Linked DNA regions of Homo sapiens: regions 2 and 3 are each linked to region 1. A link is a loop called in an ENCODE intact Hi-C map of the cell type or tissue named here. Cell type or tissue: PC-3. All regions are shown on one strand. Region 1 has its middle 130 kb from the start of LINC02917. Region 2 overlaps LINC02917 (long intergenic non-protein coding RNA 2917). Region 3 overlaps MBNL1 (muscleblind like splicing regulator 1).

What was found. A loop is a pair of places that touch in the nucleus more often than their neighbours do. Peaks named below come from ENCODE experiments on the same cell type or tissue, not always from the same donor. Only the 100,000 strongest peaks of a DNase experiment are listed, where the experiment ranks them.
Region 2: it touches region 1 in a loop (2.4-fold over the local background); 8 of 110 quality-filtered maps call a loop at or near these places.
Region 3: a loop joins it to region 1, with 3 times the contacts of the local background. A loop is called at or near these places in 3 of 110 quality-filtered maps.

The regions. Positions count from the first base shown.
Region 1 is chr3:152,071,052-152,073,551 of GRCh38, reverse strand. No RefSeq gene overlaps it. Among named protein-coding and RNA genes, the nearest start is that of LINC02917, 130 kb to the left of the region's middle. In PC-3, CTCF peaks have their summits at 113 (motif pointing left), 1,212 and 1,418 (motif pointing left); a DNase peak (open chromatin) is centred at 1,421.
Region 2 is chr3:152,174,193-152,176,692 of GRCh38, reverse strand. All of the region lies in intron 1 of LINC02917 (long intergenic non-protein coding RNA 2917), which reads left to right. LOC101928166 (a long non-coding RNA gene) reads left to right here. Exons shown (of 3, transcript NR_136178.1): 2 at 1,820-1,894. Among named protein-coding and RNA genes, the nearest start is that of LINC02917, 30 kb to the left of the region's middle. In PC-3, no CTCF peak of the experiment used is centred here; a DNase peak (open chromatin) is centred at 992; H3K4me3 peaks cover 955 bases; H3K27ac peaks cover 1,806 bases.
Region 3 is chr3:152,327,593-152,330,092 of GRCh38, reverse strand. All of the region lies in intron 2 of MBNL1 (muscleblind like splicing regulator 1), which reads right to left. Among named protein-coding and RNA genes, the nearest start is that of MBNL1-AS1, 59 kb to the right of the region's middle. In PC-3, no CTCF peak of the experiment used is centred here; a DNase peak (open chromatin) is centred at 1,032; H3K4me3 peaks cover 982 bases; H3K27ac peaks cover 2,104 bases.

The DNA.
Region 1 (2,500 bases):
AGCAAGAGGAAGATCAGACCGACTCTGCCACTGCATAAAATCATCCCCCTGGGAATGAACAAAGCATTCCGAGAATGAGAAATGGAATATTGGTGACTTCCTGGCTAACAGTTCCATCTAGAGTCAACTGCGGTCATGATTTTCCAATAACAGCCTGTTACTAAACCAAGGTAAATCTCAATTCAGAAATAATGCTTTGGCCTGGTAAGGTGGCTTGTGCCTATAATCCCAGCACTTTGGGAGGCCGAGGAGGGTGGATCACCTGAGGTTGGGAGTTCGAGACCAGCCTGGCCAAGATGGTGAAACCCCATCTCTACTAAAAATACAAAAATTAGCTGGGCGTGGTGGCGGGCGACTGCAATCGAAGCTACTCGGGAGGCTGAGGTAAGAGAATCGCTTGAACCCGTGAGGCACAGTTTGCAGTGAGCCGACATCACACCATTGCACTCCAGCCTGGGCGACGAAAGCGAGACTCTCTTTCAAAAAGTAAAAATATAAATAATAATAATGCTTTATTGTATTCAAAATGGTTTGTTTTGCATGAGACACTGTTTATCGAACTGATGAAATTTGTTACCGAAAACAGCATTTTATGCAAATAGTTAAGAGTTGGTTAGTTGGATCTGGTTATTGGGAGCTAACATGGAACTACATATATAATGCAGAGCCCATAACTGATTTTAAAGGAAGAGAGAAAGTATCAGGTTAAGTCCGCTGGCAAGAAAATGACACCTTCCAATTGAAGAAACAAACATAATTGTTATCTTTGGGTTCTTTTTCTGAATAATCCATTTTCATAAAAGCTTTAGTATCAGGTTCTGCTTTGGGGATGAGGGGTAAGAAAGCTGAGACATTCTCCTTCCTTATACTACTTTGGAATTGTGCACAAATACAGTTGACCCTTGAACACAGGTTTGAAATGCACGCGTCCGCTTATACATTGATTTCTTTTCAACCAAAGGCTGGACTGGAAACTCAGTATATGACAGGCTGACGTTTCTTATACACAGTTTCCACAAGACTGACTGGGATTTGAGTATATGCGGGATTTTGGTACATGCGGGGAGTCCAGGAACCTATCTCTTCTCCCGCATAAAGAGCGTCAACTGTACAAGGATGCTCCTAGAAGCATCTCAATCTCCTGTTTCTTTCTTGCTATGTGTGTTTGAGTATGGAATAGGTTATAAAAGTAAACTAAGGACCAGTTAGCTTAGTCTTACGTCTTAATCAATGATAACCAATGAGCTCCCTAGGATTAGGATGGCAGCTACTGCAAGATGTGTAAACTGGAAAGCCTTAACATTCTGCTAAAGCAGTGGTCTCAACTGGGAGTGGGATGTATATTCAACAATTATCTGGAGAAATTTTGGGTTGTCACAACTGGTGGTAGTTAAAGGGCAGTTACTCCTGACATCTAGTGGACTGCTAAACATCCTACAATCACAGGAGAGTCCCCACAGCAAGTAATTATCCAGCTCAGAGTGTCAGCCATGCTGCTATTGCAAAATTCTGTGCTAGATGAATGAACAAAATATCACTATATCTTTGTAATATCACTTATGATTCAGGGCGAAATGATTAAGAAAAAGATAAAAAGGATATGAAATTAATGTTAAATTGCACTTTAAAATTATGCCTCTAAATGACTTTAAGTAACATTTATAACAAACAGTAAATTAATGTTTACTAATGTGGTTTAAATAAATAATTAAATATATTTTTATGAATGTATGCTCACTATTCTGCATAGTTAATTACAGAGTTTGGGGCAGAATTCAGCCTCAGAGTGTCAAATTATGTATCTCTCCATTCAGATTGTGTGGCTGAAGTACAATTGTATACACCTTATGGCAAATTTCCAGAACAGCAGATTTTGCTTTCTAGAATAGATGCACAAATTCCTTCAAAAAGTGTACAATCCTTTCTGTAGAATGTTATCACAACTAGTTCTTTACTACTAAAATGTTATGGTTCTAGCTTTGACTACTGTAGATGAAAGCAACCTGGCTCTCCTGGCCACAGATGTCTGGATCTGAGACAGCGACATTAGCCATAGGCTTGGTGTGACCAAATTATGAGAGGTTACAGTTTACATGATAGACTTAGTAGCAGTAGCTTTCTGTTTCCATCTTGATGAGGTTTGTAATTTTTGTTTTATTTAAGAACACATGAAATTGTGATTTCGATTTTATGATTTAAGGAGTTCGTTTTATGTACTTTTGATAGGCTATTTTATTTTTTACTCTTTTTTCTTTTCCATCGTTTTATCCTCATGGTTATTTATGGGCTGTGCTGGGAAGAGAGGGAACCAACAATGCCTGAGAAGATTTGCAAGAACTTTGCCCAGCTGAGGCCCTTAATGGATGCAATGAGGACAACTAACTCAATCAAATTCTCTTTTTGAAAGAAGAATAAACTCTAAGTAAAGGGAAAGGTATGTTTCTTGGTTTTAGGATATTGTCTCTACTCATAAATTAAAAAAAAATCTTGGCCGGGTGCG
Region 2 (2,500 bases), 100 kb before region 1:
TGGATTTGATGGGACCCAGGTCTCCATTACAGCTCAAATATTTTGTTTTACATTTAATGATTCATTTTCATTTATGTGAAAGAATTTCAGGTATTTTTGTGAAAAGTTTCTGAAAATCAAATATGCTAGGAAACTTCAAAAAATGAGGAGAACAGGAATACAGCAAAAAGGATCTTTTGGAGAACTAGAAGTTGCAGGCTTTCTAACCACAAACCACACTCTTCCTATGCCCAGCATTATTTCCAGTGTTAGCCATTTCATTTGAAAGGGCTTCCCTAGACTAAATAACATTTACTGAAATTCCGATGATTCCTATTGTGACAAGGAGCCTCTAGTGTTCTCAAAAATTCTTGGTAGCCTAAAACCTAATTTTAATAAGTATAAATAAAATTTTAGAGATCACACACACATGCACACACACACAATGTCTCGACCATTATGAAAACAGAACTCCAGAACTTCTCATTAATAAAAACAAACCTCATTATTTCAAGTAGAGAGTAGCTAACTATCATGTTTTTAAAAATTGCTGTTTCTCTGAAATATGTCCAGAGGATTTCATATCCACCCTCAGGCAAATCATCCTAGTAGCTTTTCTGTAAAGATAATTATCCTTTTTCCATACCAGGTATGTCCGTGTGCTTGGAGAAATTGTAATTCCAGTTTTAAAGGACTGCCATGTGCTAATCTGAGGATTAAAGTCATTCCTTTCCAATGTGTAAAAATGAGGAGGATAAATTGATGAAAATGCACACTGCAAATTCCCAGTGAAAAAGCACCTGCCTTCATGAAGCTATTTTAATATTTAAATGTTGCCAACTATGTATTTGCTGCCTGCATACATAGAAATTCTCCCTTGTAAGCCTGCCCAAACCAAGAGCCAGGGTTGTTAAAAATTCTTTATACATTTTTTCATATAAATCTATTTCTTCTTATACAAACATTCTTCTGATGTTGGAATGATTCATAAAGCCTCAAATCCCATGGATGTAACAGGACACCTCTCGATTATGCATCCCAGGCATGAGTAATTTCACAAGCTGAAGGAAGGAGATAAATGCATTAAAATGTTCTTGCAAAACAAATTTCAAGGAGAGAAAGAGATGAAAATGGGAGTGAATGTACAAATGGAAGATTTACCTCATTGTGCGGAAAAGAATGTTAGATCTGCCTTTGCAAAACTCTTTAATTCATAGTTCTACACAAATAACCCTGGTAACTGCACTGCCCAAAGCCTTCCTAATATGAATGTACCTACAAATGTTCAGTTTTGTCTCTGCTAACTACAAAGTATGAGAACTGTATGTTAATTACATTTTACAGTGAATCATGGGTCAGAGACCCTGTGAGAAATTATGATAGCCTTTCATTCAGCATCAGTTCTATTCAGATGCAGAGTGGTTAGCCACTTCTGAACTTTGCAACTGTATCATCAGCAGCTAGATATTGAGCCTCTACTGTTTGGAAAGTCATACTGTAGCTCGATAAACACTGGGTATGGCACTTGTGAGAGCCAGGGCTTAATAGCAGAAGGCAAATAACCATATAAAGCAATATCATTTGTCCTGGGTGAGAAGTCCTAAAGATGTGCAGAGGTGGACAATCAGACGTTGAAATGACTAAAGAAGTCTTCATGGATGAGTGGACAAACTGAACTTTAAACACAAAGTAGTATTTGAATAAGTGGAGGTGGAGAGTGTTCTGGACTGTTACATTACAGAAATGGAATCATATATACCTAGAGGCTGGAAAGTTTAAGGCATCTTTGGAGAAAATTTAGATTATTGGATTTAACCATATGAAATTGCTGTTCTTATAGGTAAGAAATGGTCAAATATCACCAAGTGCACAAGACTCAAGACTGGCATAGTAGAAGACAAAGGTGGATATATGGGTAGGTAACAGATAAAAAAATTGAGAATGCCATGGCAAGGTACTTGGAGTGAGGCATTTCATTTAAACATCATCAACAACATAGCAACTAAAACCTAAAGAATCATAAATCTTAGAGAATCTTCTAAGTGTCTTAGGAAAAACTTAGTTTAACTTCTGATTCCTGAATTACCTTCATCATCTGTTTTTATGGCCCCACTGATAATGAGTATACAGCTAACTAAGCTGATTATCTTTTGAGTCAACTCTACTTGTTTATTTATTTAATGTTGATCCAAAGATTAGCGCTACAGGCAAGTTTAAAACTTTGAGTCCTCCCTTCAAATTTGAAAACAACAGCTTAAATTGTCCCTTTCTTATTGCTTTTATTCTTGTAACCTAATGTCAAGTCCCTCATTATTCTAGGTGGTCTGCTTTAGACAAATTCCAATTTGTGAAAGTTTCTCTGTAAGTTGAACACTAAATACAACACAACATATTAACTGGATATTGTATGATTATTTTTCCTCCCTTCTGGACACATATTTCAATTAATACATAATAACGTAATTAACTTTTCTTAGCAATTACTATACAAAGGGAAATCATATTGAGTTTACTGTCAACT
Region 3 (2,500 bases), 260 kb before region 1:
TAATAACGTCAGTAGAGACTAGGGATTAATGAGACTACCAATAAACACACATACACACACATGAACATACACACAATGTTTACTATCTTGTTTTCTGTTATAAGGATTGCTAAATATTTTTGTATGATATAGACAGTTACAATTTATATTTTTTAGAGAATTCATAGAAATAATCCTTAAAATATTTAGAGATTGGTACTCCTTTGACAGATAAATAAATGCAAAAGTGAAAATTATTTCAAACCAATAGCACATATATCCCATGATATCCACAATGGTTTTATTTTATCCATCACTTGAAAGTAAAAGAACTTTGACCGGTTTTGAAAGAAATTATATATATATTTCTTATATATATTATATATTATATATGACATATATATTATATATATATATAATATATAAGATATATATATATAAGATAAAATATATATGTATATTTCTTGAGACAGGGTCTTGTTTCATTGCCCAGGCTGGAGTGCAATGGCTGATCATGGCTCACTGCATCCTTGACTTCCCAAGCTCATGCAATCCTCCCACCTCAGCCTCCTGAGTAGCTGTGACTACAGGTGCTCACCACCATGCCTGGCTAATTTTTTTTCTTTTCTTTTCCTTTTCTTTTCTTTTTGGTAGAGACAGAGTCTCACTATGTTCCTTGGGGTTGTTGCAAATTTCTGGGGTCAAGAAATCTCCTGCCTTGGCCTCAGAAATGTATTTTCTTGATTTGCATTTGACATTGCTGTCTGACCGAAACCAATTCAGCTCCACAAAGGAGTAAATATAAGTCTTTTTATTTTAACAGGCATTTTATAATCCCTAACAAAAATTTTTCTCCATTTTTTTCTTATTGTTAACATAAAATTTAAATTTTGATATTAAATGCTACCAGTATTATTCCTTTTTCAAAGCCCAGTTTAGCTCCCAAATAAGCTCACATCTGTCTTTTAGCCCTAGCACTTCCAGTTCCACATTCCTGTTTAAAGTACTTCATCCCCCTGCCCCTACCTACTTTTTTCCTTCCAGAAGTGACTAATCTTCCTGTTATTCTACTCTGTCAGTTTTTCCCCTAGTATTCTTTTCATGTTGCATAATGTTTACTTTTCACTAGCTCCTTCTATAATTTTACTACCGTCTCCCTTGGTACTAGCCTTCCGTTTTCAACAGATTAAAATAGCCAATATTTATGTATTAGCAAACTTTTTTGTCAAGTTTCGTGCTGTTCAGATTAAGCTATTTCCTCAAGTCAAAAATACAACTAATCTTTTGATAGAGTAAATATTGTTTTTAAAAAAATCCATATGTTGACCTTCAAAGTTAAATTCAGTGTAAGTTTTAGAATTAACAGATATCACAATTAAAGGGCTAAGATTTCAAATTTCCTGATAAGGTACTCCAGCAAAGCAAACAGAATATCACTCCTTTTAAAGATCTCCTTCTTCCTAGTACTTCTCCGTAATGTCATAAAGCATGTTAGCAAAGTCTTATAAATACAATGTAAACTTTTTCCATTCTTCTAAATTTTAGTTATAAAATACATTTTAATTATATGTCAACAATTTGCCTCAACCCTAATCTCAAATATCTAGAACAGCTATATCACATTATCTAAACATGAGTAAAAGCTGAGTTTCTGCTTTAGAGAAAACATCTCAGAAGATGTTTAGAATTACAGTAATTACTTAAATAATTACCTATATTCTAAAATTCACACCATAGTATCACATACCTAATAAAATAACAACATAACATAACCCTAGATTAACAGTGCATCTTTTGGCAGATTCAATATTATATCATATTTTTTGTGTCAGTCACAGGATCCTTTGGAGAAAATAATGTGTTACTAGTCTTACTTACATTTTCTATCAATATAAAACGTTCACAAGCCTTTAGAAACTGTACATTTTCTAAAATCCAAAATTACCCTTAATAAATCTTGGCAAAACACACACTATAGGAGATAAAGACATCCCTAAAATTTCACTCTAATTTACTGAAAATAGAAGTCAAATTAAATTCAAATGTTGGCTTACATTAAAATAGCACAGGATCTTATAATTTACTTTTAATCTTGGAGGAATTCTCATTATTCTCTCATCAATTCTTCTTCAAAAAAATAAATTAATAAAAACTTCCTTGTTTGTCACATACAGTGTCCTAAACAGAAACATCTGATTTTTCTTTGGGTCAGCAAGAACAACTTAACTTCCAAATTCCTTTATGGCCACTATTTTAGACACTAAGACCAAGAACTCCAAAGAAAGCTATAAAAAAAAATGCTACTATATGACTATATAGTAGCATATATATATATAGAAAAAAATATAGTATATGATACCAAATATTATAGTTTACAAAACCACATTCATATACAACAGGTTCAATTTTTTAAATCACATCACGAGTGGAAAAGAAACCCAAACTATATATTCTAGGAAAAAAGCAGCCGGTCACAGTGGCTTAAGCCTATAATCCCAGCACTTTGGGAGGCCAAGGCAGA